Linked DNA regions of Homo sapiens: all the other regions are linked to region 5. A link is a loop called in an ENCODE intact Hi-C map of the cell type or tissue named here. Cell type or tissue: chondrocyte. All regions are shown on one strand. Links, peaks and the distances in the headings refer to the core of each region. The heading gives the core; the rest is flanking DNA.

Region 1 (4,446 bases), core at 147-4,146, 470 kb after region 5:
TCTTTCTCTCCTTACTTGTTTCCTCTGTGGCAAGGTACCCTATTCCACCTTAAGTGGAATAAAGATTTTCAAGTGGCCATAAAGATTGTAGTTCCTAGTGGACTCATATTTCCTCAAGGTCAAAACAGGCAATCATTTAAAGTCAGACGAGACAGGGGGTTAACTAGTATACCATTATCAGAGGTCTGAGTCACTAATGAACGGAAAATACAGGGTGTTAAAGCAAGACAGGAAGGGTTATCCTCACCAAAGAAAAGGAACAGACTAGGACTACAGATGGGCAAGCCTGTGTTTAGGTGCAGACAATGACTAGGAAGACAAAAACTTTTCCATTTAGTTCAATGACTGGAAGATGGGGATGTGAACCTGTTTCTGAAGACAGGCCTGAGAAGAAGACCTGTATTTTCCTTAGAGAATAACAAGTTACAGTTTTCACCTGCTCTGACTGCTACAACACAGTGTCATAGACTGGGGTGGCTTAACCAACAGACATTTATTTCTTGTAGTTCCGGAGGCTGGGAAGTCCTAGATCAGGGAACCTGTGTGGCTAGGTTCTGGTGATGACTCTCCTCCTGGCTTGCAGATGGCTGCCTTCTTGCTGTGTCCTCACATGACAGAAAGAGAGAGAGAAAACTCACCCTCATGACCTCATCTAAACCTAATTACCTTCCTGAAGCCCCACTTCTTAATACCATCACATTGGGGGTTAGGGCTTCAAGCTATGCATTTCGTAGGGACACAAAAACTCAGTCCATTAATGGTCATGGTAGGAGCCTCTGGTGCAGGAGATAAGCAGGGCAGGTGCAGAGATAAAGGACAGGCTAGAAGCAACTCTTTCCTGCGGGGGAATCAGACCTCTGGGGTTGAAAAAAACAGATGGTAACATACTTCATTTACTTTTCTGTCAAACATATCTTTCTCCCCTTCTCTTTCTGTTTCTTTCCCTACTTTTCTTCTCCACTGTCTCTTTCCTTCCTTTCTTTGATCATTAAATTGAAGTATAGCAGAAATATGACAAGTATGGCATTAGAGTGAGACAGGCTTGAATGTAATTCTTAGGTCTGTCACCTGTCACTTAGCTGTACAAGGCACAGCTCTTGGGCAAGAGACATTTCTTTTCTTAGCATCAGATTCTTCTTCTTTTTTTTTTTTTTGAGATGGAGTTTTGCTCTTGTTGCCCAGTCTGGAGTGCAATGGAGCCATCTTGGCAACTTCAACCTCCATCTCGTGGGGTTCAAGCGATTCTCCTGCCTCAGCTTCCTGAGTAGATGGGATTACAGGCACGCACCACCACGTCCAGCTAATTTTGTATTTTTAGTAGAGACAGGGTTTCTCCATGTTGGTCAGGCTGGTCTTGAACTCCTGACCTCGGGTGATCCACCCGCCTCGGCCTCCCAAAGTGCTGGGATTATAGGTGCGAGCCACCATGCCCAGCTCAGATTCTTTACTAAAAGAAGAAAAGTATCAGTACCCATTACCATACAGGTTACTGTGAGCATTAGAGATAAAGCCTGTAAAGTGGCTGGCAGAGTATCTGATATTGAAAGATTTTTAGAAAATGATACAACAAAACTGCCATAATGCAATAAGTAGTGCCCCAGAAATTCAGCTGTGTAAAATGTAGGGTTGTGTTATTATGAGATTAGCTAAATGGCCAAGGTGAGCCTGTGCAACTGGACATCTGGAAGTTCTGAGTCTATTTGATGCAAATTTCACCTACCCTGGGCTGAAGTTCGGCACCACCTAGTGGTGACTGCTCTAACATAAAAATTGATGGGCAGAATTCTGGGGCCTGGCTGGGACTTCTGGGAGAGCAACTGTGATTCCAGGAATCTCTTCGTTAATTGGTGAATGTTTTGTTGGCCTGATCCAGAGAGAATGGGCTGGGAGAATACTGGGAACTAACCCCCACCTCTCTGTTTCCTGAAATAGGATTGTCTGATTTTTCCCTGTCCAGCATCCCCATGAGGGAGAGGCCTCTATGTTCCCTTCTCCTTCCTGAGAAAAGGAATCAGGTAGAGGAGAAAAAGCTGCTTTCCAATCATTCCATGTTTCAATTCAAGCTATTCTAATTTGCATTATTGCCAGGTGTGTTATTGTAGAATTTACTACCATTACAATTAATAATATGAGTTGCATTAATAACGTTAAATTCAACAAGCATGTATTAAGTCCATATTGTGTGCAAAGCAAAGAGACAGGTATTATAAATGTAAAGATAAATAAGACAGGATCTCCGACGTAAAGAAAGCTTATTACTGGTGTCTCACGCCTGTAATCCCAGTACTTTGGAAGGCTGAGGTGGGCGGAACACGAGGTCAGGAGTTCAAGACCAGCCCGGCCAACATAGTGAAATCCCATCTCTGCTAAAAATTAAAAAATTAGCCAGGCATGGTGGCACGTGCCTGTCGTCCCAGCTACTGGGGAGGCTGAGGCAGGAGAATCACTTGAGCCCAGGAAGCGGAGGTTGTGGTGAGCTGAGATCGCGCCACTGCACTCCAGCTTGGTCAACAGAGCGAGGCTCCGACTCAAAAAAAAAAAAAAGAAAAAAGAAAAAAAAGAAAAAAAAAGCAACCTCATTACTTGGTGGACAGAGAGATATTTAAGTAAAACTGAAACCAAGTAAGTAGTTTATTCTAATTGGAGAGATCAAGAAACATTTCAAGAAGAACTCCATTGGAGTTGAAATTGGAATGAAAAGTTAGCCCTCAAGTTCTGAGACTGAACAAATATCCTCCAGGATGAGCAAAGGCATGGAGGTGTAGATGAGCAGGTGATGGTCTGTAACAGGACAAAACCAGTTTAGTCAGCATATGGGGCAGATCATTTTATGGCATTTCTGAACATAACATAGGGTCCCATACTTCTGCATTTTGGTATGGTGCATGAAAGCCACACAATGGGTCTTCTGAGTAAGAACACACAGTCAGTTATGTTTGAGACTTGAGCTCCAGCAGTGCTGAGGGCAACAGGCAGTGGTATGGGGAGCAGAGAGCTTTGAGGCAGGAAGTTAGAAGCCTCCTGTAACAGGTGAGAGAGCAGGAATCTCACCTAGGCTAACTAAATTTGGAAAAGAGAAGGTGGAACAAATTCCAGAAACAAGATTAGTGATGTGGGGAAAGGTAGGTGGGGTGTGGAGTAAAAAGAAGTCTCTGAGAGGCTGGGCGCGGTGGCTCCTGCCTGTAATCCCAGCACTTGGGGAGGCCGAGGTGGGCGGATCACAAGGTCAGGAGATCGAGACCATCCTGGCTAACACGGTGAAACCCCGTCTCTACGAAAAATACAAAAAATTAGCCGGGCGTGGTGGCAGGTGCCTGTAGACCCAGCTACTCAGGAGGCTGAGGCAGGAGAATGGCGTGAACCCGGGAGGCAGAGCTTGCAGTGAGCGGAGATCGTGCCACTGCACTGCAGCCTGGGCAACAGAGCGAGACTCCGTCTCAAAAAAAGAAAAAAAAAGGTCTCTGAGAAAATTAGACTGTCTCACTGAAGTATTTGCAACATTGACTGAGAAGAATTTGCATTTGCTCCTGCCACTGCCTGCAACATCTCAGCCCAGATAGCCCTATGGCTGGCTCCTGTACTTCTCCCAGATCTTTGCTTGAATGTCATCTTCTTAGTGAAGGCTTTCCTAACCTACTTCAAATTGGAGCCCATTTCTATCCACTACACTGAGTACTCCAAACCCCACTTTCCTGCTTTGTTTATTGATTGTCAAAGGGTTTATCACTACCTAACAGATACTACACACACGTGCACACATACAATTTTTTTTTTAACTGAGTCTTCTGCTGACATGTACATTCCATGATGCAGGGACTTTTTGTCTGTTTTGTTCATTCTAATATCCCCAGTGTCAGTCCAAAAATTGGCAGAAGAAGCCTTGCAGTTGGTGGGCTGTGGATGCCTGCACCCCAGCCCTTCCTTCTGCCCCAGGTGAGCCTTCAGGTGCCTATAAAAGTTGATACCTGCTTGGTGAGTATCCCAGTGCCTGAGTGTAAAATTAAATTGCAAATTAAAAAACACTATTCGAAAGGCCAGGAGAGAGACCACGGAAGAAAGGAAAAGGTGTCATATTTTAGGACTTTTAAAGGCCTATTTTTCCTACTTTTTGAACAAGAGGCCCTGCATTTTCATTTTGTACTGGGCCCCACAAATTATGTTGCTGGCCTGAGTTGTCTAATAACTACATTTTGAATAAATGAACAAACTTCCCAGAAAAGACACAAATAAAAGCTTGTTCCTGCCATTAACAGGAACTAAAAGTCAAGGTCCCTATATTTTAGAATAAAGCCTTTATGTTTGTTATTCCTATGTAATGCTTCAGTCCAAATATCATTTAATTATCTTTTTGTTTATTACATTTCTTGGAGGAGCTATAAGGTTGAAACTATATGGAAACTAATTCACTTGCCTATATTATGAAAATGGAAGAAAGAAGGCATAATT
Region 2 (4,446 bases), core at 144-4,143, 570 kb after region 5:
CTAGTGCAAACAAAAGAGGAAGAGCAAATATAATGTCACTTGAAATTATGTCCCCTTCCTATACAAAGATCTTAGCCATTTCTAACAAACAGTATTAAAAAGGAAGAAAGAGTTTATAAATTTTCAAATATTTTAAAATTATCAACGTATATAGATTTTGTTAAAACAATAATTCCCCTTAGGAAGATCACACTTTTTAAAGTGATTGTATCTTCATAAGAACCCTGAGAGTTCAGGCTCCAATTTTCTCAGGGAAAAGAAGTTACAAAGCAATTATGGGACTTACTAAAAGCTAAAGACACAAAAAATTCTAGTTAATAGTGTTACTTTTATTCTCATTTTCTTTCTATTACAGTATTGACAACACTGATCTATGTGAAGTAAGAAGCCAGAGAACCCTACTCTAAAAGATAAAGAGGACTCTGAATTCCATTCTGTAATCCCTTCCACCTTTATAAATTATATTCATCATCTCAAATGTTTATGTTCCTTTTCAATATTAGTGCAGTAAGCTGGATAATGATTATTTTATATAAATTTCATTATATATAATTTAAATAACTTGAAAGGGAGTCATAAATTAGTAAACAGGAGCACATCAAGGAATATTTTTACCTAATTGGCAAAAATTAAATTAATGAAGCACTTTGGCAAGAGTATTAAGAGAATGCCACTGGTTTGGCCCTTCTGGAAAGCTATTTGCCAACAGATATCAAAAACATCAAAAGTCCACATATCCTCTGACCTAGTAATTCCACCGCTAAGATTCTATATTAATGAAATACATAATGAGAGATATAAGCAAGATTTATAAGTTTCTATGAAAGTGTCATTTATCATAGTGAAAAATTGGAGACAATTTGGTCTATTTGGTTAAACTGGAATACCAAAAAGGTAAAATATCATATGACCATTAAAAATTTTTCAAGGAATCTTAATAACATTGGAAAATGTTAAGAATATAACTTTATATGAAAAATCAGAATAAATTAATGTGTATATATATGTATAGGTAAATGCACATACATATATAATCACACATATATTTAAAATACAAATAAGATTTGGAATAATGTTTACTTTGGCTTGGGGGATACGGGGAGATGGAATAGGGGAGGGCCAATAAACTTAATATGATATTGTGAATGAGGTTCAAAAGAAGAAAAAACTCACTGTACGAATCATCCCAATTATATTTCCATATCATTGATATCCACATCTATACCTATATCTTTATGCCTGGGAAATACAAAAAGTGTTATCTTTAGAACATGAATTTTAACTTACTTAAATATACATTTTCTGAACTTTTCTATAAAAGTTTCTGTAAGAGGGAAAGAAGAAGAATATTAGCTGTTATTTTGATGTCTCTGAATTGTTTAGACTGATACGATAAGAGTGCAATGATTTTGGAAAACAGTAGAACAATAATAATTTTTGCTATTTTAGAAAGCTGCCTTATTTGTAGCCATTATTTTTATTATATATTATGTGATACTACAGGATAAAAGCGACACGGATTAGTACCTGCCTGAGTTGAATTCATTAATGAAACAAGTTCTAGGAAAAATCCTGTATATAAGTAATTAAAATTGAGATTAATAATTAATCATATCAATTAAATTTAGAATTTGTAAGAAATTACTCAAAAACTAAGAGAGACTGCATTGGAAGAATTTTCTGTGAAATAGAAGCATGCTTAGTTGTTGACGTTAGCTAGATAAGGAAGTAATCTTTTTCAGAAGCCATTAAAGTAGCTCAAATTAATATCTGATTATGTGTAGCTGTTCTCATAAAAAATGATCTAGTGTGATAAAACTTCAGTTGATCTAAACTGCATGGCACTATACATGACTTTAAATTGGCATATTTAACTACTCAGGCTGTCAAATTAATTCAGATTAGGCCTAAAAATATAATGACAAAGTTTGCCATCTGGTGGTCAGTGTGATACAAGTCGGATGTCTGCACTTAACCTATTTCTATTTCAGAGTTTTGAAATGGGTGTAAAAATGGAAGACAACATTGGTATTAAATAAATTCATGGGGGAAATTAAAGCTGTGGCAGATAAAAGTGCACTATGTGATTTGGTCAGATAGTAGCTGTGGTGGGCTGAATAATGCCCACCCCCAAAAAATCTCCAGGTCCTAATCTCTAGAATCTGTGCAAGTTTCCTTATATGGCAAAAGAGACTTTGCAGATGTGATTAAATTAAGTCTTAAGATGGGGATTTTTTCCTGGATCATCCTGAGGGGCCCTAACTGTAATCATAGTGCTCTTATAACAGAAGTATAGGGAGATTTAACTAGAGAAGAAGTCAAGCTAATGTGACCACTAAAGTAAGATGTGATAGTACTGGTTTTGACAAGGGCCAGGAGCCAAGGAATGCAAGAAATGCAGTTTTAGAAACTAAAAAAGGCAAGAACATGGATTCTCCCCTACAGCCTCTAGCAGGGGCTTGGCTACAGAGACCTTGATTTCAGCAGGGTAGGACTAATTTCAGACTTCTGATCTTCAGAACTGCAAGGGAATAACTTGTTTTAAGTCATTGAGTTTACAGTAATTGTGTTGTACTAGCCACAGGGAACTAATATGACAGCTAAGTGGAAGACGGCCTGAGGCTGGGATGATATAAGAAAATGTAAGAAGTGTGAAAAAATTAACTCTGTCCACTAATTAGATACTAAATATGACCATGTCTGTCAATAAGTAATGCATTAGCACACAAACTAATTTTTTAAGCCTAGAAAAAGTTGTTTAGATTGTTTAGAAAGAAACCAAACACAACGCACAAAAATAAACTACTTTCTGCATAATCCCTGTGGTCTGACCTGGTAATTCAAAGGAAAAGAATAGTGAAAGCATTTTACTCTACAAATCTGAAATCTTTGGGAGACAGTAATCTTATAGGACATGCATATTTTATTATGACAGTGATCTTACAGTAATCTATAGTGCAGTAATCTTACAGTAAAAGACAATAATCTTATAGTACCTGCATAATTTTATAGTGATGGTAATCTTATAGTACATGCATATTTTACTCACCAAGGTAATGTGATATATTTTAAAAAGTTAAATATTAACCAAAGCAAGGAGCTATCCTGTAGTAGAGAACAGATTTAGAGTAAAATGAGGCTTGAGATAAAATTCACTAAGTATAAAAAAATGAAGAAATATCACTGGTCTGAGAAGTAATAAATATACAGCATATTCCCTGCTTTTTAAAATCAATACCTCTATTATTTTAACCAATCTTATTTTCTGGGAAGTGAAGAAAATTTCTAGATGTAATGCTAAAATATCCATTAGTATTTGAATCACTATAATGTGTACTTGTGCTTGAAAAATAGAAGCATACAGACAGTATTTTTAGTTCTCAGGATCCAGAGGAAGCAGGCAATCTGATGGCCAAGGTCATAGGTATAGATGAAACATAAATGAGATATTTAACATCATTGGTTTGGTTCAATTAACATTTACTGAGTACAGATCAGATTTCGGGGATCATCCTAGGCATTGAGATTCTCTGTCTTCAGTACACATAAATCAAATAAGCAATGAAAGAGAAATCCACATGCAGCCATGGAAGCAAAAGAGGAGGGCTGTCTCATATGAGAGTGACTGGAGAGTGGGGCCGGGAAGGCTTCCACATGAAACGTGAAGGAGAAGAAGGAGTTAACTAGGAGAAGAAAGAGAAAGAGAAGAGGGTTATGGAAGAAGAAAGGAGGAGAAAGAGATAGAAGAAGAAAGATGAGGATATAATAAGCAGAAAGACTATAATAGGAAATGGAAAGACACCAATATTTCTATAAAATAGCATAGAACAGTCAATATTTTGCTTTCTTTAGAATATAAGAAAATGTGGTGGGAATGAAGCTAGACAGGTAGGCAAGACCGTATACCCCATATCACAAAAAGTATTCTATAGGGATGGCGAACCTAGGTGTGTTAGCTTTCATTTTTTAGCTTAAAAATTTTAGTTTAAGGAACAAAATAGTTATTGTTCATATTTATTCTGCTTAATATTTTTCCTAAAAATAAAATTATTAAATGTATCCTGAAAATAGTACATATAACTCATATATACAATTTAAAAATAACAATTACATGGGTTGAAAATATGTCTCCCCAAAAAGGTAATGTTAAAGTCCTAAACCCTCGTATGTCAGAGTGGGGCCTTATTTGGAAATAGGGCCATTGCAGATGTAATTAGTTAATATGTCACAATAAAATGGGGTGGGCCCCCTAATTCAAGATGACCAGTTTCCTTATAAAGACAATTCAATGTAGAGAGACAGAGACATAGGGAGAATGCCATATGAAGAAGGCAAAGATCAAAGGGATGCACTTACAAGTCAAGAAATGTCAAATATTGCCAGCAACCCACCAGAAGCTAGGAAGAGGCACACACAGCTCTCAGAAGGAAACAACCCTACTGATAT
Region 3 (4,446 bases), core at 140-4,139, 330 kb after region 5:
ACAATTTGTTAGTATTTGCTATAAAACTGTCACTTAAAGTTGAGGAAGGTAATTTTAAAAATATGTAATAGATATTGTAAAAAATCTTGAAAAGCACAACTCTAAATCACCAGGCAACACATAGCATTGGTTCCGATTGCAGTTTAATTATTTGGGAACTGTGGCACATAGAAGCACTTTAGTATTACCCCAACAACAATAAAAAATCAAGGAAAAAATCAACGCTCATGATTCACTGAATTTAAACCTGGACCTTTTCATAGTAAAAGGAGAGAACATTTAACTATGATCTACTTATTTCAACAACAACAAAAACTCATCACAAAACCTACATGAGTTAGCATTTTTATCCCCGCTTACTCAGAAATTTAGATAACCGGCCCATGGCATTAAAAAAAAGAAAAAAAAAAACAACTCGGCATTTGAGTTAAAATTCGAGTATTTCTTCACACAGGACCTGTTCTAAGAAAACTTGTATGTCACTGGAAAGAACAAAATTTAAAATATCTTTGGGCAATAGAGGCTATAGAAACACAAAGAATTATAAAAGAATTTGCTCGGTAATGCTATTTTCCTAGGCAGATTTTCTAGAGTGAGATTTCCTGACTGTGCACACAGCCAGGCTAAAGAAACTCATGTTTAAACAACTATCTTCCCTGAGTGAATACCACTCAGGCCAGATACTACTTCTGCCAAAAATAACCAGAAAATGCCACTTCTGCCAAAAATAACCAGAAAATACCACTTCTGCCAAAAGTAACCAGAAAATACCACTTCTGCCAAAAATAACACGGGTTAAAGCTTTTGACGGTGAGAATATAGTGTTTCTGCAATGGTCTTTCAGGGGTTTGGTTTCTTGTTCAATTAAAACTACTCTGCACCCAATCCCTGAAGTGGGAGAAGGTTAGAATGGGGGTGGGGGGTGGGGGGTGTAGTTTACAGAAGCTCATTTAAAATTATACTGTTGTTTCATATTTGGAAAACAAAACAATAGTAGCTATTTTCATAGTAGGGCTGGAGAAGGTAAAGCTTGATAATCTCTTGGCTGCCATGGCCATGCCAGGTACCCTGATTCTAAACAAGCGAGGAAGCATGTAAGAATCTGGAGCAGGAATTGTGTGTTTACCAAAAGGGTTATAGGTTGGAGCTGAAAGAACGCCTATCACGCACATCCGCCACTCACAGGTGATTTCTCTGAGCAAATCCTTTTAGGCCAGAGAAAAGTCAGTTTTAAGCTAAACTTTCCAAATCTCCTTACAGCCACTGATCCACCATCAAAAAGCTGAAAAGGAGAGTGTGCAAGGCTTAGATATTCACAGAGCAGCTGCTGCTGTCTGTGGCGAGAGTCCACCCAACAGCCCTCTACCTACTTTGGGCGCATCTTCATCCAGGACCCTCGAAAAGCTTCTCTTTCTTCTCTGATGTTCCTGGGAGGCGGCAGCCAGGCTGGGCATGTTTCTCAAGGTTCGGTGGTCCTCTTCTTCCCAGCCCCTTCCTGGCCTGGCCTCTTGGAGGTGCGACGGGGAGGAGACCACCATTCCAACCTCTGGAGCACAGGCAGGGCCGGCCTCAGGGTTAGGCCTCAGGTCAGGGTCCTGGAAGAGCCTGCTTGAGGCCCTGAGCCCAGAAGGTATCCCAGGTGCTGGGCCCAGGTGGTGTGGGGGGAGGGGGTTGGAGAGAAGAGAGAAGTTTAGATCCTCCTTGGTTTTCTTCTCGGTGAGACCTTACAGAGGCCTAGCAGAGCAGTGCCACTGAAAGAAGGCTGGGCCCCAGATGGCCACATAAGGACCAAGCCCAGAGCTTACCAGAGAACCTGCAGGCTTTTCCCAGAAGAGTCAGCTATGCCAGAGCTGCCCTGGTCTCAGATAGCTGACTTTTATTCTAAGTAAGAGCAATTTCTATAACACATGTCCTGTGGCGTAGACCCTCATTATAGCTAGATTCTTAGCTGCTGGGCCTTGTGAGTTTTGCCTTTAATTCTCAGGAACATTCCAAGTGCTCAGCAAGCCCCTCACAGAGAACGTACAGGAAAGGTCAATGCAAATCTGGTGAAGAGAAAAAGAGGGGGAAATGTATTTTGAATGTCAAAATTCAATAACAAACTATATAATCACCTCTTCGATGGAGAGGGGCTTTTTCAAGTTCTCAGAGTGCTTTTTCCTGTGTGACCACGAAAGGATAAAACACAAACAAAAACAAAACAAAACTGCATTTGGCAGTGGGGGTTGGAAGAGCCAATGTTTTTATTTAATAAAGTCCTGATTAACAGCATATTATAACATAAAATGTTGGCTTTCTAAAACGGGCTTGAACTTTTACACAATCTTTTGAACACTGGCATGCACACCTGTGTACATATATACTGATAGGAGCTCTGGTTCTAATTCTTAATTTCAAAAAATTTTGATAAAACTAAAATGTTAAATGTACACTCTAATGAAATCACTGCTATAACTAACACCAACCAGATGGCTTGTATTCCTTGGAAAATTCTTTAAAGCATTTTGAATTAGAGTAATAACTTTGTTATTTAGAGAACTCCCTCTAATGGTCGATTAAAGGCAGCACTTTGACCCAATGCAGTGTTTCCCTAATTTGCCTAATGGTAAGAAGCACTGAGGAGCTTGTTAAGAGTACTGCTCTCCAGGGCCTACCCCAGTGTTTCTGAATCTAAATCTCTAGAGGTGAAAGTGGGAATCTGCCTGAACCCAAGCAATTCCTGTAATCAGGTAAGTTTCCAAGCTCACTCTAGTATACGGCAAATGGGTTTTGAAACTCGACATTTAAAAAGACCATAGGTGGGTAGAATTAGTTCATTTGGTCAGTTTTCATTTTACAATCTTTTTTAAATATAAGACACCTTTCAAATCATAGTTTTATGTTCACTGAGAAAAGATGTATCATGTATAACCACAAAATGTAAGCACTGACCCTGTCTTGCCTAGTTTGTACGTGAAAGGTGATCATTGATGCTCTTGTCTCAATGTCATCAGTCAGTAATTTTAAGAAAAACTCTCCTAAAACTATAGATTTAAGAAGAGTTTAAGTCTTTATTGACTAAATGTCAAAGTCGTTTTGTAGAAATCCCTATATCTTAGAAATACAGGAACTTAAGTTATTCAGGGAGTCTTTTTGAAAAACCTGATTGACCTTTACCTACGACCAAAAGATGGATGAAAATTAATAGGTGGATTCATAAAACAACTGGTAGAAAAAGAGTGGCCTGGTGTCCCCACGGTTGTTAATACCAGCTACGCTGCATCAAGGTCCCACTGTGGGAGCTTTCTGTGTGTTACCATCTAGCCTCGCAATGCCTCGAAAGGTGGGCACCATTACCGCCCTTTACAGATGGAAGGCTGAGGCTTCAAAGGTGAAACTTACCCAGCACCACACACCTGAAAGCTGGGTCCAGTGCCCGTTTTCCAGCCTGTGTGCCAGTGTGCACCCTAAATGACCTTATACCATGAACTGTAGCCATACAGTCACCTCTATCTTACTGCAGCTAAAAGAAGATGAGATGTTGGGAAGTACAGCAAGGATCAATTACCTTTTTAAATACGAACTATTTGAAGTTTTCCTACTGAACATAACACTATAGTATACGGCATCTCTGTGTATCACTAAAACAAATTTTCATTTAAAGAATTATGAGAATCCTAATCCTCTTAAAATTTATTAGCTGAATCTGTAAGTATGTGCAAATTCTTTTCCAATAGGAATTTTCTAGTTCAAATAGAATCCCCAGGTTAATTTTTAAAACTCCATTGTATTTAACCATTTTTTTTTCATACTTGGCAGAATAAAACATCCTAAAAATCTAAGGAATTTTTCAAAGTCATTCTAAACTGAAATGTTTAGAATTCCATTAAGGTTAGTTTTCAAGAGGATCAGCCATTTAACTGCGAAATTCTGGGAAAGTATCTGCATATTTGTGTGGTTTGATTTAAAAAAAATGAAAGCATCCAAATTTAAAGTGTCTGGAATGTAGGGGGAAAAACCAACAGATTCAAAGTGATTATCCTTGATCCTTGATGTCTTTTCAATCCACTTCACCTGAGGGCAAAGAATTTACTGCCAGTGAAAAGCTTTGATACGTTGAGAATTAATTGCATAATTAGCCACAGAGTTAGCAATATGTGGCCCAGAAAGGTATAGCATGACTTTAACTAAACATCACATTGTGTCTCATAATTCTCTACAATTTGAATTTTCAAGTTTTAAGAACCCAGTGGGATTTGAGGTGAATAAAACTTGATAATTCTTCCACAGTAATACTATCTGCTTAGCCTCCCTAAAAATATAGCTTATATAGATTTTACATCTAAATCTGTATGTTTTTGTATTTTTATTGTTATGCTTTCTCTTGTGACAATTGTTAGAGAAATACATTGGGCAATCACTTTTTAAAAAATGATTATATCTTTGTAATCATTAGTTTCATCAATT
Region 4 (4,446 bases), core at 99-4,098, 840 kb after region 5:
TATTTCTTATTTGAAAAAATGGCATATGATTTTTTAATTATTTAGATCCTCTTATTTCCTTCAGCATAATGTTTTTATTTCACTCATATAAAAACTTTTTGCTTACATATACCACTGATTTCCACTTCTTTAATGGTTAAGAGGGTTGAAACCTGCCTTTACTATTTCCTGTGTGATCTTATACAAATTAGTTCAGCTTTCTCTATCTCTGTTTTCTTATCTATAAAATGGGAATAATAAGCATACCCTTCCCATTTGAGTATTACATAAGCTAATACATATAAAAAGCTGAGAACAGTCTAGTATAGTAAGTTCTCAATAAATGTTAACTAGTATGATCATTATTTTAAAGTCAGGTGGTTGTTCTTTTCCAGTTTGGGAAAAACTATGTTTTATTTACTAAATGCTAATAATGAGCTATATATCTATAAGAAAAACATTCACAATAATATTATGCATGTTATGACCTCTATGACATAAAATCATTCTCAGGACATGATGCAGAGATTTATTTAGAAGGCAGGCAGTCCCTTCAGTAGACCATTCAACATTTTACACACAAATAAAGAACTATATACCTCTGGCTCAAGGCAGACACAGCCCCACACTAGGGTACATGGCTTAGTGAGAAAGGTAAGTACAGCATATCAGCTCTCAATCTTCCACTCAGCTGAGTACCCTTACAAAGGATACATACTACACAACTCAACTTGGGGGACCTGGTGGAAGGTTTATGGACATTTTTATTTCCTTCCTTAAACTTTTTTATTATTTTTTACAGTGAGTCTATGATTTTACATGAAAATAATAATGTAACACTTTTATTGTAAAATATATAAGTCAAATAAATTTTCATCCTTCTTCTACATTAACTTAATAGCAATTTTTTTCCTTTTAGCTATTTTAAATTTTCTTATAATCATGTTTATTATCCATCATTTTGGACTATGCTAAAGGAGTAAATAGTTCTGAAATAAAAATCTAAAAGTACAGGGATACAGACTTCAGAAAATTTAATAAAAATACTGAGGAATCAAAGAACAAGGTTAAAATGCCAAAAATGTGACTCATTTATGTCTTGTCAGATACTGTTCAATCCATCATGTCTGCAATCTGGTAAATATAAGAATTTAGATTATTGGTGTTTATTAAGATCACTCTGCCCCATGTGCAAATGAAACAGCCAGATCCTACTTAAATAGCAATTTATAGCCAATAGTTAAAAAGTCATATAAAACATTCACTAACAAAATGTTCAGTTTAAAACAGGAAAATTATTTTATTCAGTTTTAGAACAAAAACCAGGATAATTCCATTAAATATAAGGGTCAATTCAAGTATTAATTGGTTTCATTGTTTTCTATGACATACTATTTTAAGTAATTAAACTGACATACTATTTTAAGTCATCTTTTTCAACTTAAATTTCCTACTCTCAAAATAGGTAGTTTATTATTACTACAAAATTCCACCATGAACTCTAAATAAAAGAAACTCTAATAAAAGAAATTCAACATAAAACAGTAATTTTTTAAAGAGTAAAAGATGAAATAAAATGTGTTCAATTACTTGGAAGTATATTAAAACACAATAATTAGGGGTGTGAGCATTGCAAATTACATGTATTTAAAGAATTAGCACAATAGTGAAATAAAGTAAATGACTGCAGAAAGTGACTTTATGTACTCTCATTCTACTTTTTGAAATATATCATCTATATAGCATTTCTACAGCCTAGTCTTTCATTTTTAAGGTTTTCTTTGTTAAAATTGTTATTACAATTAAAAGAAAGCATTTAAGAAAAAAAAACTATACTACTTTGTGATACTTTGTGACTACTACTTTTTGTATTTACTAAAAATATATTGAGTAATTCAATGTTTACAAGGGCCAATAAAATTAGTTAACACTGTTTGAACGTTTTCCCTCCTTTGTGAGGCATGCTTTATAATATATTTGGTTTTTGGTTTTAAAATGAACTTTGAAAAACTACTAAGTAAATAGATTACAACTGCTGACATATCACTTTCAATTAAGTTAATACCACATTGCACTCAATTGCTTTAAGTTACAGTGTGGACTTGCATCTTAAATTTCGATCTAATCTTGAAAATTAGAATAGTTTCTATTAACATTATTACAAGAGTTATTGTCCTTTTCTTTTTTAAGCATCACTTCTTTTCAAATATTAAGCTTTAAACGTCTCACAGCAATACCAAGAGTGCCACCTAGTGCTTTACCATTATGCTTCTGATATTTCTAAAAGAACGCAGGGATCCTATGTAATCTAGAGAAGAGTTGTCCAATAAGGTCACCACTAGCCATATGTGGCTATTGACTAGTTGAAAAGTAACTGATTTGAATTAAAATGTGATGTAAGTATGGAATGTAAACTTTGTTTCAAACACTAGTACAAAAAAAGTAAGATATCTCATTAATGACTTAATGACTTTTAAAACTGATTACACATTAAAATGAAAAAATTTTAGATGTGTTAAGCTAAAAAAGGTTTTATTAACATTAATTTTACTCATTTTCTTTTACTTTTTAAAGGAAGCTACTAGAAAATTTTAAATTACATATGAGGCTCACATCATATTTGTATTGGACAACATTGACATAGAAGAAAAATTATGCTAGTTTTTATAAAAGGGTTAAACATTAGTATATTTGTAATAAACAGAGATTACATAATGTGTTCATAATGGTAACTAGTTACTCCTTTGGCAGATAAAAGAAACTAAAGGCTCAAAAAAAGAGGAATTTCTAATTTTAAAAAACCAAAGAAAAAAATCCCTATAAAATAAATCCAGGATATTTGAAATAAGAAAAACAAAAATGATGTGGAAAAGCTAGAGAATAAAGATAATTTAAATGACACAGTAATTGGACAGTCTGAGCATCAGTAGGAATAATAATTGCACACGGATTAAAACATGTATGGATCTATAAGTTCATTAGTGACAAAAACTGTCATTTTTGAAAGATATTGAGCTAACTTTTAATTTTAAATAAATAAATACATACATAAAAGTAGTAAAGGGAATAAATAAAAAATACAGGGAAAAACTGTAACATTTATCATGCCTTCCCTATGCGAACTGTAGCAATAAGCAACCAAACAGCTGATGAGCGAAAATTTGTTTTTACCGAAGTATTCAAACCAAAACATGAAGAAGAAATTGGAATATTATATCTTTTCTTTTCTTTTTTTTTTTTTTTTTTAGTTTCACTCTTGTTGCCCAGGTGCGAGTGCAATGGCACAATCTCAGTTCTCCGCAACCTCCACCACCTCCCAGGTTCAAGCGATTCTCCTGCCTCAGCCTCCCACATAGCTGGGATTACAGGCGCACACCACCACGCCCAGCTAATTTTGTATTTTTAGTAGAGACGGGTTTCTCCATGTTGGTCAGGCTGGTCTCGAACTCCCTACCTCAGGTGATTCGCCCGCCTCGGCCTCCCAAAGTGTTGGCATTACAGGCGTGAGCCACTGTGCCTGGCAGAATATTATATCTTTTCAATCTTGATCAATTAAAATCTAAACATTGAGCGTCAGTGTGTGCCAAGAACATAAGAGACACTAACAGACATGATATGACTCTTCTAGACAAAGAAAACCAAACCATCTACAATTATTATTTTCTCCAAAATCAGATATAAATTTGATTAAGCCTCTAAATCAGGATTTCTCAACCTAAATACTATTGATATTTTTGGCCACATGATTTTTTGTTCTGGGGAGGTTGACCTTTTCATTGCAGGATGTTTACCAGCATCCCTAGCCTCTACCCATGAGATGCCCACGGCACCCACGTCCCACTCCCCTGTTGTGACAAACAAAATTGCCTCCATACCCTATCAAATGTGTCATAAAGGGCAAAAATACCTTAACAAAATTTGGGATTTTATATGCCACATTCTCAGTAACATTTTTAAAAAATTAAAAATAGTTAACAAATGTTTTGTGGATTGGAGGAGGGTGAGGATCTAAAAACTACCTATCAAGTACTGCACTTATTACCTGGGAGATGAAATAATCTGTATACCAAACCCCCACAACATGCAATTTACCTATATAACAGGCAGCACATGCAGCCCTGAGCCTAAAATAAAAGTTAAAAAATAAGAATCACTTAAGAAAGGAACTAAGAAAATAATTACGTTTTTAAAGATAAAAAAGGAATTCATAAATTCTGTAAAAAAATGATAATTTTAAAATACTATAGCAAATATAGGCAAAACAACAACAAACAGTATATGAGAAGGAAATTATTAAAGACAAAATCTGAAATTGATGAACTAAAAAACAAGATCCACAGAAAAGATAAATAAAACCAAAAGCTAATGCTATGAAATAGCAAAAAATAAAAAAATAAAATAACTACCAATTAAAAAGCACTAGACCCAAAAATTTTTGTTGAAATACCTAATTTTTATTTAAAGTTT
Region 5 (4,371 bases), core at 367-4,366:
GTGATTTTTTTAATTATTATTTTTATTAGCTCCTACTACGGGAAGTCTTAGGCTACAGTATGGGCCACATCTTTCTGTTCACAGCTTTCCTTGGAAGATCAGCTTTTGACATATAGATTCTCCTACTCCCTGGCTTCTTTGCCTGCTGATCTCATCCTGACATACCAGAAGTGGGCTGTGTCTTCATCGATTCTTTGACTTCTACAAGAGACTAACAAGGCATCATCATCATCATCATCATCATCATCATCATTATCCTTCCAACTACAACCCCCAGTACTGCTGCTGCTTATGAAGTAAGCACTCTATGCACTATTCTACTATTCTAAAAACTTTATATATGTGTATATACCACATTAACTAATTCCACACCAACATTATAGGGTAGTGCTGTCCAGTAGAGCTTGCTGCAATGATGGAAATGATCTATATCTGTGTTGTCCAATATGGTAGCCACCAGCCACATGTAGCTATTGAGCACTTGAAATATGGTTAATGCTACTGAGGAACTGCATTTTTCTTTTATTTAATTTTAATTAATTTCATTGACATAGCCACATGGCTAGTGACTATTGTATTGGACAACACAGTTACAGCCTCTGGGGGTTTATTGTTACCTTTTTAAAAACAAAGCTCTGTATTCATCAGCAGCACAAACTTAATAAGGACAAGTGTGAGTGAATGGTTCAGAAATACATTATTGAAGCTAAAAATACAGATGATCCTTGACTTCCAATGAGGCTTATGCTCTGATAAACTCATCAAAAGTTGAGAACATCATAGGTTGAAAATGCATTTAATACACTTAAACTACCAAGCATCACAGCCTAGCCTAGCCTACCTTAAACATGCTCAAAACACTTACATTAGCCGGCAGTTGGGGAAAATTATCTAACACAAAGCTATTTTATAGTAAAGTGTTGACTATCTCATGAAACTTATTCAATACTAACCTGACAGTGAAAAATAGAATGATTGTATGGTCCATAGTCAAAATACAGTTTCTACTGAATGTATATGGCTTTTGCACCATGGTAAAGTCTAAAAATATAAGTAGAAGCATCATAAGTTGGAGATCATCTGTATTTTAAAAAGAAGTCCCATATTCTACACTGGGAGAGCTTTTAGTTCACCCTTCCCCCACCCTGTTAAAATTTGATTCAAAAGAATTCCGTGGAATATATAGGGTAACATGAAGTCATTTCTAAACAAAGAACATTTACAAAAGATGTGGATGATGTCTTAAACCTCATTGTAATCCAACTATCCCAAGTAATCAGCACCGGTAAGCACTAGTCCCTCTATTGAAAATTGAAATTCCAATTACTGATTTTCCAAAAGAAGACATTCTCCTCCACTTACGAAATGGAACAATGAAAGAGGATTTTCTGTTTGGGGTGACCGGGGAGAAACGGAGTCTTCACACAAAGTCTTAGTTCATATTCAGCCCTCCTTTCCTTGAAACCACATCCCCAGGATTTATCTGGCTTGTTTGTGAAAATATGGGAAAACATTTTAAGTCGAAGAAACTGATCAGATGACTTAATTACATTTCTGCTTAGTTCAGCCTGTAACTTAGACTGTTAGAGAGAGAGAACTTAAGTAGCCCTTGGTTTGAACCATCTGTCGCGAAAATGTGACATATGTTTGCTTTGTTTACTCAACAACCAAGTGTAAACTGATACACTGAACTAGAGTATCCCTGAATGATGTGGCTATGGGTGTGTGTGTGTTGGAGGAGGGGTGTCTGATGAGGGCGTCCGTCTCCTCATACTTACCCTGGAGGAACACGCGTACAGCACAAGAGAAGTGCGGATCCGTAGGATGTCCCCCGGGTTTGGGGCGCGCCCCGAGGCGCAGACCCTCTTTGGCGACTCCACACAATATGCAGCCCGCCTGCAAGCAGCCGCTGCAGCCGAGGGGCGCGCCTGGCTGATGTGTGGTTGAATGGAGAGCGGCCCAACCCTCCTCCTTCCTCCTCTTCTTCTCCCCGCCCTGACACCCGGGCCTCAAACTTCAACCAAAGCCCGTGCCCTTTTCAATTTACCCCCCTCGATCAAAATGAGCCATTCTTGTCTGTCCTCCGCGGCGGCCCATTGTCTGGCGTGATAGGTTTGCAGATTTGACAGCTGGGCGCACGCAGATTTGATTCAAACTCGGTCTCCCCGAGAGATGAACTTGGACATCAGCAAAGATCCCGAGCACTGCCGGCTGGCTCCTAGACCGGTCTCCCGACCCAGTGTAGACTTCGGTGCCCCGGGCGCCCCCCGGCGTGCGGGAAGGGGAGCGTGTGTCAGGCGTGGGGGGCGGGGGGTGAGCAGCACGACTGGGAACCAGCGGTCCCAGGGGTTGGGGCGAAGGGCTGTGTACATGTTAGGCTTTTTTTGTTGTTGTTAATTTACTCTCGAAACAGCCAAAATGGAGGTCAGCTTATAAATTTTCTAAAGCCAGGTCTGGCCGGGTTTAAATGCAGTGGGCTGGGGGCTCCGCTTTTGTCTCCTTGTCGGAGCTCCAGGAGAGAGGTAGAGACTGCGTGTGCATGTGTGCGTGTGAGTGTGAGTGTGCACGCGCTGGCGTGGACGAACGGATGGGCGCATCCCAGGATCGCCGCTCCAGCGTCCTGGGTCTGAGTGTGTCTTGAAAGCACCAAGTCTTGAATCACAGCCACTAGTGACGTGGGGGAAAACTTTGTGTTCCGAAGAAGGGTCTGGCTCGATTGCCCTAAGAAGAAAGAGCCCTTGTGCCCGTGTATGTGTGTGTGTGTGTCTGTGTGTGTGTGTGAGAGAGAGAGAGAGAGAGAGAGACAGAGAGAGAGAGAGAGAGAGAGAGTGTGTGTGTCTGGCAGCACCCGCGGCCGGCTGCAGAACACTGCGTGTCCTGTGCGCGAGTACGGGTCCGGCCGCGGGTCCCACCGCAAGCGGGCGTGTGCAGCTGCGGCTGCCTGGCGGGCGAGCTTAGGAGGGAGCTGGAGCTGCGGAGCGGCGGGAACAGGAGCAGGCCGAGGGTCCTCTGGCCAGAAGAAATCTGGCCTCGGAACACGCCATTCTCCGCGCCGCTTCCAATAACCACTAACATCCCTAACGAGCATCCGAGCCGAGGGCTCTGCTCGGAAATCGTCCTGGCCCAACTCGGCCCTTCGAGCTCTCGAAGATTACCGCATCTATTTTTTTTTCTTTTTTTTCTTTTCCTAGCGCAGATAAAGTGAGCCCGGAAAGGGAAGGAGGGGGCGGGGACACCATTGCCCTGAAAGAATAAATAAGTAAATAAACAAACTGGCTCCTCGCCGCAGCTGGACGCGGTCGGTTGAGTCCAGGTTGGTGGCATTTGGAGTTTTTTTCGTTCTGTTTGGGAACCCATTGCCGCTTCCCGTCCCTCTTCCCCACTCCTTCTTCCCCCCTCCTCCGGCCACCCCTTTCTTTTTGCTGGCGTCTCCCAACTTTAGGGCCCGGGGGGCGCTCGTGGCGCCGGGCTGCACCTGCCGGGGCACGCCGGGACTGCGGGCCGGCGCGCTCGCCCTGGGCTGGGGTGCGGAAGCGCCCGAGTCCTGGGCACCGGGCGAGAGTGTGAGAGGAGCGGACGCCCAGGAGGGAGCCGAGGACGCGCGGCGGGTAGGGGGTAGGGGCGCAGGAACCGGGTTTCAGCCCCAGTCGGGACATCGGTTCCCCCTGGCTTGGCGGCCTCTGGAGGGAGACGAGTCCCGGGGAGAAGGAGGGCGGCGACTGGGGCTAGGGATTGGCGATCGGAGTGGGGAGGGCCGGCGGCTGAGCGAGCTCGCTGGCTGACGCGAGGAGGGGGAGGCCAACTTCCCGGGAGAAGGGGCTCTTTCGGCGCCAGGGCTGGCTAGGGAGCTGCCGCCGCCGCCACCGAGGGCTCGGACTCCAGGCAGCTGCAGGCTCCGCTCGCGACGCTCGGAAAGTACCGTTTATTTATTTATTTGCTTGCGTTCAGCGTCTCGGGTTGAACCCAACAGACACCCCCTTGGACTTTAGGAACCCTCTTCAGACCTCTCCAGCCCTCACCTCCATCCCCGTGTCAGCGGCCCCTGGAAAACACGCACATGCACCCCGACCTGGGTGGGGGTGGGTCCTCACCCCGGTGTTGGAAATTCCCCAAAGGCGGGAACGGGGGAGGGGAGAGGGTTCTGTGGGGGGAGTCTCCGGCGCTCTCCGCTCTCATCTCAAAGCGCGCCCTCCCTTCCAGGTTGGGTCGGACCTGAACCCCTAAAAGCGGAACCGCCTCCCGCCCTCGCCATCCCGGAGCTGAGTCGCCGGCGGCGGTGGCTGCTGCCAGACCCGGAGTTTCCTCTTTCACTGGATGGAGCTGAACTTTGGGCGGCCAGAGCAGCACAGCTGTCCGGGGATCGCTGCACGC
Region 6 (4,446 bases), core at 162-4,161, 1.1 Mb after region 5:
GAATCACTTGAAACTGGGAGGCAGAGGTTGCAGTGAGCCAAGATAGCCCACTGCACTCCAGCCCAGGCGGCAGTGAAAGACTCTGTCTCAAAAAAAAAAAAAAAGAAACAAAAAAAATTCTCATATTATTGACTGAATGCCTGTGTCCCTTCAAAATTTATATGTTGAAACCCTAACTCCCAACGTGATAGTATTAGTAGGTGGGGCTCTGGACAGGTAATTAGATTTAGATAAGGTTATCAGGGTAGGGTCCTCATGGTGAGATCAGTGCCTTACAAGGAGAGACCAGAGAGCTTGCTCACTCTCTCCAGCTCTCACAAGTTCACACTCTCACGTGCGTTCTCTCTCCCTCTCTCTCTCTCTGGCTCTCTCTTGCTCTCGCTCTCTCCTCCTCTCCTTCTCTCTGTCATATAAGGATAGAACAAAAAGGCAGTCATCTTGTTCGTTCTTTATGTGGCAGAGTGAGAGGGCCAGGAAGGTGGCCCTCACCATGATAGCACCCTGGTATTGGACTTCTGGTCTCCAGAACTGTGAGGAATAAATGCCAATTGTTTAAGCGACCTAATCTGTGGTATTTTGTTATAGCAGCCTGAGCTAAGATATTATGCTTTGAAGAAAATTGATAAACCATGTTAAGAGTATGGACAGGGCAATACACACTATAAAAAAAAAAAAATCCCAAGAAAGATTTAAGACCTTGGTTCTGATCAGCTGAAAATGACAAACGTAGAATTAGCTATATTGAGAGCAGGATTTGTTCATTTTACATTGTCCTATGCAGTCAGAGGCAACAAAATCTTATAAAGTCAGAGGCAACAAAATAAGTGGTTATAAATAGTTCAACATAAGGCAAGCTTATCTAAGAAAGGAATTTATATGCCTAGCACAGGATACTCTGAATTTTGTTGTGACCCACAGTTCAGTCTTTGGTTCGATTCTCTCTCTCTATGCTAACTTTCCTGGTAATCTCATCCAATTTCATCAATGGTTTCCAATTTAATATTTAAGCGAACACCTCCAAATTTATATCTACAGTACAGATCTCTCTCCATCAATTTCCAGACCCATATATCCAACTGCCTCCTCACTATCTCCTTTTGAATATCTCAAAGATATCTCTAACTTGGCATACCATAACCAAATATTCTTCCTAAAATCTTCCTCATATTAGTTGATGACAACTCTGTCTTTCCATTTGCTCAAACCAAAAACCTTAGTCATCTTTGACTCTTCTTTCCCTCACCCCCCACATCTAGACCATCAGCAAATCCTATTAATCCTGCATTAAAATCACATTCAGTATTCAAGCCATTGTCACCACCTCCATAGCTACCAACCTGTCCAAGCTACCATCATCATCATCTCTCACCTAGATTATAGCAGTAGCCTCTGAACTGGTATACTGCTACTACAGTCTATTCTCAGGTGGAAACCAATAGGAGCTTTATAAAACTAAGCCACATAATACTAATCTTCTGCTCAAAATCCTTCAATGGCTCCCTCATTTCACTTAGGGTAAGAGTCAAAATCCTCACTATGGTCTACAAAGCTAAGAATATTTAGCTGATATAGCTCCATCCTTCAGGAATCTCCATCCCCTCCAGCAACCCCTTAATTCCACATCCCCAACCATCTCCCTTGTTGTGTAACTTCTAAGTTCATATCTGACTAATCTCCCCATCAGTAATTCAATTCCAGCCACAATGGCCTTTTTACTGGTCCTTATGTACACCTGGCTTGCTCTTGCCTTAGGGTCTTTGAACTGACAGGTCTCTGCCTAGAATGTTCTTCCCCTAGATATCTATATGGTTGAACTCTCTTGCTTGCTTAAAGTCTTTTCTCACATGTCAACTTCTCCATAAAACCTAAGCATATCATCATATTTTAAATGTAACCCCCAGATCTTTCTATTCCTCTTTCTCTGTTCTACTTTAATTTTCCATTGTACTTATCACCTTCTAACATACTATATAATGTATATTTATTATTTAGGGTCTGTCTCTCCTAGCTTGAATGTAAGTTCCACAAGGATCTTTGTCTTCTTTGTTCCATGATGTATCCCAAGGACCTAGAGCAGTCTCTAGCACTTAATAGAAGCTCAAAAAAAGAAACTGTTACATTAATAAATGAAAAAGATAAATAAATGAATTCATGAAAAAGGGCTGTCATATATACATTTTAATGCTGCTTTTATTTTCAAACAGTCAACTTTCTTAGTAGGTTAAGAGTAAAAATTTAATTTTATTAGCTCTCACAAAAAAGTCAGATCTGCTGTTTTTGCTAAGTGGGAAGAATTTAACGGAATTAAACGCATTACCTGTCACTTCTCCCTCCTCAAAGTTAAAAGAGAAGAAATAGATTGACCGTGTTCATTATTATTATATTTCTAAAGGAAAATGTAAGCTACTTTATGAATTTCTACAAGGCAACCTATAATCTCATGTGTATACTATCCTAAAATAACTAAATATGTCCATATATGTTATATGACTAACCCAGATAAAATACTTCAGATAAAATATTCATGAGTTTGAGTTGAAAGTTTTTACATTTTTCTAAGTCAAACAAAACTACCAAGTTTCTACAACTTGAATGCCAGAGTTTAAGTGAGTTTTCTGGTAGTCAATACTGCCACCCAATGGCAAATGTTAAAATCTAAAACCAAAGGATTGAAACAAAATAAGACCAAGATTCCAAGAACCAATGCTTGATAAAATAACATTTTAAAAAATGTTCAAATTCAATTGCTTATCTCAATGTTCAGAAGTAATTATACAGGAAGTAAATAACATAGTTTATTAGAGTAATAACCTTATAAAACATCTCTAGTTGAATGTCTACATATCACTATACTAGTAAACTAATACATTTCTAATTCATTCATTCAATAACAACAACAAATGCAAGTGGCTAGTACATGCCATGCACTATATTAGGTTCTGGAAACCCAAAGATGATCAAAACATAATCATTCTTAACTTCTTGGAGTTTATATTCCACTGGGAAAGATAATCAAAGAATCATACAAGCACATAATTATAAACAGGGATAAATGATATAAATTTAAAAGATAGGGTCTTATGACAGCATATTACAGGGGGATCTGACCTGGACTTAGAATATGAATGGGGTAAGGGTTTTCTAGGAAGAACTTTGGAATTAAGAAAGGTCTTGAGATAGTGAAGGACAAAGAGCATCTGAGAAACTGGAGTAAGTTACAATAAAGTGTGACTTTAAATAAAGATCAGAGGCACTACGCAACAAAACTATTAAATTACATGATTTACATTTCCAGATACTGTATTTCAATCAATAATTTAAGAGTTTAAAACAGCCAACTTCAATCCTTATATGAGAACTGTAGCTGAATTGAATTAAAAAGGAATACTAAAAACATAAAAATGTCCTGAAGACATTTAAAAGAATCGAGCAATAGGATTGAGCAGGACATTCTGGAATAGAAAAGGAACAGGAACAATTTGATAACAGTTAAGCAACTCTCTTACATATAAATGATGGTGACCTGTTTTTCACTGTTCTCTGTAGAATAGGAAAAAAAATCTGTTGTAATACATTAAGAAAAAATTGTATGCTGAAGCTTGCTGGTTTGTCTCTTAACCTGTCTACCCCTACATCTAGTCCACATTACAAAGTTTCTCTGAGTAGACATGAGAGAACAAATTAGCCCATTCCTTGTTAATTATGGTAACAATCTATAGCTAAAAATATATTATTTGAATTTTTTATTTGTTTGGGAATCTCAATCATTTGAATCCCCTTTCCTGTGTTTGGGAGAATCCTTTATTGTGTGGATTTTGTCCAGAAAGAGAACCTCTTTCACTACATATAACAGAAAAGTTAAATTCCCTATTTCATATCTCTAGGCAGCCACGGTATGGACAAGACCTAGGTTTAGCCAAGCAGATACTATTAAGCAGGACTCAGTCTTAATAAGTGATGCAAAGATGTAAAGGCAATTTACAATTCTTTCTCTCCATTCCTGTAGCATGCAGTACCTACTGAAAGGGTGCCAGTGGTAGTAACCCAGGATCCTGTGGCAATGACAGGAATATCCTACTCAAACTTTCCATTGGCTTCATCTTTGCTGTAGGCTAGCCTTTATTTGTATCTGGCCTCTTTCCAACAATAGTTTATCCAGTCTTCTCATTTCTCTTGTGAGCTACTCAATATCCTTTTGTATTATTCAGAGAACAGGTTGAGTGAAGCAAAATAAGTTGCTAAAAGAAGGGAAAAGCTTATTTCTCTCTAATGAACATTCTAGAGATGAATGGGCCAGTGCTACTTATTATAGTTGTTGCCATTTATCAGCCATAGGAAAATATCTGAATGATCTAATATTTGCATACAGATTTTCTACTCACATCCTACCAATCTAAACTTAGTAACTGATATGGTTTGGTTGTGTCCTCACCCAAATCTCATCTT
Region 7 (4,446 bases), core at 139-4,138, 920 kb after region 5:
TTAAAGAGAAATATTGAACCCTTAGACAAAATAATAGTTTCTCTCTGGCCCCAAATAAATAGTATTCTACCTACAGAACTGAAACTATTGAATAGTTTTCAAAATTACATAGAGATATATTAGTCCACTTGTTCCTGAAAAGAAAGCAAGTAAATGACACACTTCATTGTCAAAAACTTGTAAACCAGAGGTGAAGATATTCTATAACATCAGATCTAAGGGCCTAAAAATCACTATTCAAATAGCAAAAGTTGAAGTAATGCTTAGTCAAAGTTTGAAGAGGTAGAACATAAAACTTTGTACAAATAAAAATTAGAAGAAGAGATCCTGAGGAAGGGAGTAGGTTTGATAAAGCCATGGCAAAGTTCCCCAGGGGAACTTTGGGAATTAGCCCACAGATAGTTCTTTTTAAAAGCATCTAACAGAAATAAGTAATAAACTGCATATTCCAGTAACCCATAATGAAGGCATGCTAAAATATCTGACATCAGGGCCAAACAGTTTTCATAGCCTCAGTTCTCCTCACCTTTGAAATTCCTTTTATGAAAACAAAAAGAATGAAAACAGCTCAAAAGGATGGCCTCTCTTTGGAATATTCAAAATCTCAAGTTGGCTTTCCTGTGCAACACAGAACGTAGTATGTACTGAGAGAATACAAACTTTTAACATTGTTGTGTCAAAAGAATAAATAGAACCAATATTTCCATCTCAAGCTATTTTCATGTATCTGCAGCTTGAGATTTTTCAATGTTCCTAGTTTGAGAGAATTAAGCTTCCTACACTTATTTTAAGAAATGCTCAACCTCATTTGGTAATAAATTTTCTGCTTCTCTGAATAATCTACAATGTGTGAGAATGGTTTAAAATGAAAAATTTCCTCATCTTAGAAGAGAGAAAAAAAGGTAATTCATCTTCCTTTTTACTACCCTTGAGTCTCAGAGAATGTTTGGGTCACATCCTAGTGTGTGTATTAAAGTATTAAACACGTCTGTAAAAGTCTGCTATGAACAGATAGTCACAGTATGCCAAAAAGAGAAACATAAGGTAAAAATAGAACTGTCATTATGTTGAAAGAACTCTTTTTTCCCCAAAACTGAAAAATTAAAGTTTATCACTGTTAAAAACTTAAAATATAGAGAGAAATTAAGAAAATCAGATAAGCCTACTATTCAAAAACCTATAAAAAGATCAACAAAATGAACTAAAAACATAACAGATATAAAAACAGACATTACCAATTACAAATGTAATATTAAAGGAAAAAAATGTATTCATAATACCAACAAAACCCATTAAGCACCTTGCAATAAACTTAACCCAAAAGAGTAAGACCTAAATGGAGGAAACTATTAGTTATATAGGATTGGAATTTTTTTTAATGTCTGTATATTTCATGATTTGAAGACATATTTTTCTTATAGTACATCTTTTGTTTTACAAATAATTGGATAAACAAATATGTACATAAAAAGTGCCCATGCCACCCGTTCCCCAACTCCAGACAGTTCAGGGTAGAGAAGGGCTCCTTATGCTTCTGGAAAAGACAGAAAGGGACTTTGCCTGATAACAAAAGGAATTCTCCCTTCACTTTCAGAAGTCTACCCAGGCTATGTACCTAGAGTCTGCAAGAGTACAGCATACCTGGGCTTAGGGCTCCCTCTAGTGCTAAAACAACTGCAAGGACCACAGAAATAAGTAATTTAACACTCAATCCCATTTGAATTCTCAGAAAACTTTCTCAAGGACAGGTATAAACAATGCCAGACTGGAAAGACTGGAACAAATACCTAAATTTTTAACGCTCATATATCATCAAATGTCCACAAGCATCAAGAGCATTCAGGAAAACATTACCTCATCACACGGAGTAAATGAGGCACCCATGACCAATTCTAGAGTGGCAGATACATATATTCTCAGACAAAGAATTCAATACACCTGTTTTGAGAAAACATGATGCATTTCAAGATAAAACAGAGAAATTTAACAAAGACACTGAAATAAACAATAAAAAATCACTCGAGCTGAAAAAGTCAACTGACTGAAAAATTCATCAGAATCTCTCAAAAACAAAATTGATCAAGCAAAAACGGAAATATTTAGTTCAAGACATACTATATGAAAATAGATTTAAAAGAATAAAAAAGAATAAAATATGATTACAGGATCTAAAAAAGAGCCTCAAAAGGGAAAATCTAAGAGTCACTGGTCTTAAAGAGGATACAAAGAAAAAGACCGGGGTAGAAAGTTTATTCAAAGAAAGTAATAAGAGAACTTTTCAAACCTAGAAAAAGATACGAACATTTAGGTAAAGAAGGTGAAAGAACATCAAGAAGATTCAACTGAAATAAGACTACCACAAGACATATAATAATCAAACTATCAAAGGTCAAAGATGAAAGAATCATCCTAGAAGCAACAAGAAGAAAAAAGTAAATAACATATAAAGGAGCTCTGATATTTCTGGCAGCAGCCTTCTCAGTGGGGAGTTTATAGACCAGAATGAGCAAGATAGCATATTAAAAGTGCTAAAGGGAAAAAACTTCCAACCTAGAATACTGCATACAGGAAAGATATCCTTCAATATGGAGGAGAAATAAAGACTTTCCCAGACAAACAAAAGCTGAGTAAATTCATCATCACCAGATGAATGCTGAAGAGATTTTACAAAAAAAAATGCTGAAGAGATTTTATCAATCTGAAAGTAAAGGCTGCTAACATATAACAAGAAAACATCTGAAAGCATGAAATTCAGTGGAAAAGGTAAGAACAAAGACAAATTCAGAATACTCTAACAGAAGAGTCCAACATTAGAAGAAGAATTGTCATGGGCCACGTATAAAACACACTATCACTAATGATAGTGGATGAGCTAAAAAAAAATTATAATGTTTTAAGAAAGTTTACTGATTTGTGTTGGGCCATATTCAAAGCTGTCCTGGGCTGCATGTGGCCCACAAGCTGCGGGTTAGACAAGCTTGCTCTAGTGCAACAATTGTGGTGTGTAAATCACTTACATTTTCAGCATGAGGACCAAAAGAAAAATCTATCAAAAATAATAACTACAACAATTTTTGAAAGATAGACAATATGAAAAGATATAGAGACAACAAAAAGTCAAAAAGTAGGAGGGAGTTAGAGGAAAAGTTAGAGTACAGAATTTTTTAGTTTTTTCTTTGCTTGTTTTCCTTTTGTTCCCTCTTCTTTGAGATTAGAGTTTTTATCAATTTAACGTTGTTAGCTATAAAATATTTTTGCAAGCCTCACAGTAATGACAAAGCAAACACCTATAATAGAAATTGAAAAAATAAAAAGCAAGGAATTAAAACATACAGCCAGAGGAAATCACTAATCTAAAAAGGAAGAGAGGAAGAAAGGAAGAGAAAATGTACAAAACAATCAGAAGAAAAATGACAAACTGGAAGTAGTTAAGTCCTAACCTTTCAACAATAACACTGAATGTAAATGGACTAAATTCTTCAAATAAAAGACAGAGAGTGGCTGAATGGATTAAAACAAGACTCAAATATATGCTGCCCATAAGAAATTTACTTTAGCTATAAAAACAACATACACTAAAAATGAAGGAAATGAAATGAAATATTCCATGCAAATGGAAACAAAAAACAAGAATAGCTATACCTATGTCAGATAAAATAGATTTCAAGGCAAAAACTGTAAGAAGAGTCAAAGAAGGTCATTATATAATAATAAAATGGTCAAATTCAGCCAAAGAATATTAAAATTGCAAATATTTCTTGCACAAAACACTGGAGCATCCAGATAATATAAAGCAAACATTACTAGACCTAAAGAGAAAGACAGACTCCAATATAATAATGCCTGGGGACTTCAACACCCACTTTCAACACTGAACATATATTTTAAATAGAAAATCAACAATGCACCATTAGACTTAATATGCACTACAGACCAGATGGACCTAATGATCAATAAGAGAACATTTCATTCAACGGGTGAAAAATATACATTCTTCTCATTAGCACATGGAATATTCTTGAGGACAGACCATCTCTTAGGCCAGGAAGATAGTCTCAACAAAGTATTACATGTCAAAATAATATCAAGTTGGTTTTTGTTGTTGTTGTTTTTTTAAAGACAGAGTTTTGCTCTTGTTGCCCAGGCTGGAGTGCAATGGCACCACAATCTCGGCTCACCACAACCTCCACCTCCCAGGTTTAAGTGATTCTCCTGCCTCAGCCTCCCGAGTAGCTGGGACTACAGGCATGTGCCACCACCCTCAGCTAATTTTTTTGTATTTTTAGTACAGACAGGGTTTCTCCATTTTGATCAGGCTAGTCTTGAACTCCCAACCTCAGGTGATCCAGCTGCCTCGGCCTCCCAAAGAGAGTATCAAGTATTTTTTCTAACAACAGTGGAATTAACTAGAAATGAATAATGACACTTTGGAAACTATACAAATAT

The links. A loop is a pair of places that touch in the nucleus more often than their neighbours do. Peaks named below come from ENCODE experiments on the same cell type or tissue, not always from the same donor. Only the 100,000 strongest peaks of a DNase experiment are listed, where the experiment ranks them.
Region 1: a loop joins it to region 5, with 4 times the contacts of the local background. A loop is called at or near these places in 61 of 110 quality-filtered maps.
Region 2: it touches region 5 in a loop (4-fold over the local background); 58 of 110 quality-filtered maps call a loop at or near these places.
Region 3: a loop joins it to region 5, with 2.7 times the contacts of the local background. A loop is called at or near these places in 27 of 110 quality-filtered maps.
Region 4: a loop joins it to region 5, with 4 times the contacts of the local background. A loop is called at or near these places in 10 of 110 quality-filtered maps.
Region 6: a loop joins it to region 5, with 2.2 times the contacts of the local background. A loop is called at or near these places in 4 of 110 quality-filtered maps.
Region 7: it touches region 5 in a loop (2.2-fold over the local background); 21 of 110 quality-filtered maps call a loop at or near these places.

The regions. Positions count from the first base shown.
Region 1 is chr10:115,796,929-115,801,374 of GRCh38, reverse strand. All of the region lies in intron 27 of ATRNL1 (attractin like 1), which reads right to left. Among named protein-coding and RNA genes, the nearest start is that of SNORD158, 400 kb to the left of the region's middle. RefSeq lists an enhancer at 1-52. In chondrocyte, for the core only: a CTCF peak has its summit at 1,736 (motif pointing left); no DNase peak of the experiment used is centred there.
Region 2 is chr10:115,704,165-115,708,610 of GRCh38, reverse strand. The region is part of intron 26 of ATRNL1 (attractin like 1); the gene reads right to left. Among named protein-coding and RNA genes, the nearest start is that of SNORD158, 490 kb to the left of the region's middle. In chondrocyte, for the core only: a CTCF peak has its summit at 1,940 (motif pointing left); no DNase peak of the experiment used is centred there.
Region 3 is chr10:115,946,765-115,951,210 of GRCh38, reverse strand. ATRNL1 (attractin like 1) reads right to left here. Exons shown (of 29, transcript NM_207303.4): 29 at 2,212-4,446. Among named protein-coding and RNA genes, the nearest start is that of SNORD158, 250 kb to the left of the region's middle. In chondrocyte, for the core only: CTCF peaks have their summits at 2,360 and 2,564; no DNase peak of the experiment used is centred there.
Region 4 is chr10:115,430,181-115,434,626 of GRCh38, reverse strand. The region is part of intron 21 of ATRNL1 (attractin like 1); the gene reads right to left. Among named protein-coding and RNA genes, the nearest start is that of ATRNL1, 340 kb to the right of the region's middle. In chondrocyte, for the core only: a CTCF peak has its summit at 2,224 (motif pointing left); no DNase peak of the experiment used is centred there.
Region 5 is chr10:116,272,105-116,276,475 of GRCh38, reverse strand. It overlaps GFRA1 (GDNF family receptor alpha 1), which reads left to right and starts at 3,270. Exons shown (of 11, transcript NM_005264.8): 1 at 3,270-3,313; 2 at 4,201-4,371. LOC107984273 (a long non-coding RNA gene) reads right to left here and starts at 2,467. Exons shown (of 2, transcript XR_001747598.2): 1 at 1-2,467. RefSeq lists a silencer at 2,765-3,059 and an enhancer at 2,268-3,105. In chondrocyte, for the core only: CTCF peaks have their summits at 2,061, 2,262 (motif pointing left) and 3,401; DNase peaks (open chromatin) are centred at 2,194 and 3,687.
Region 6 is chr10:115,139,642-115,144,087 of GRCh38, reverse strand. The region is part of intron 5 of ATRNL1 (attractin like 1); the gene reads right to left. Among named protein-coding and RNA genes, the nearest start is that of ATRNL1, 48 kb to the right of the region's middle. In chondrocyte, for the core only: a CTCF peak has its summit at 2,646 (motif pointing left); no DNase peak of the experiment used is centred there.
Region 7 is chr10:115,352,574-115,357,019 of GRCh38, reverse strand. The region is part of intron 19 of ATRNL1 (attractin like 1); the gene reads right to left. Among named protein-coding and RNA genes, the nearest start is that of ATRNL1, 260 kb to the right of the region's middle. In chondrocyte, for the core only: CTCF peaks have their summits at 1,462 and 1,674 (motif pointing left); no DNase peak of the experiment used is centred there.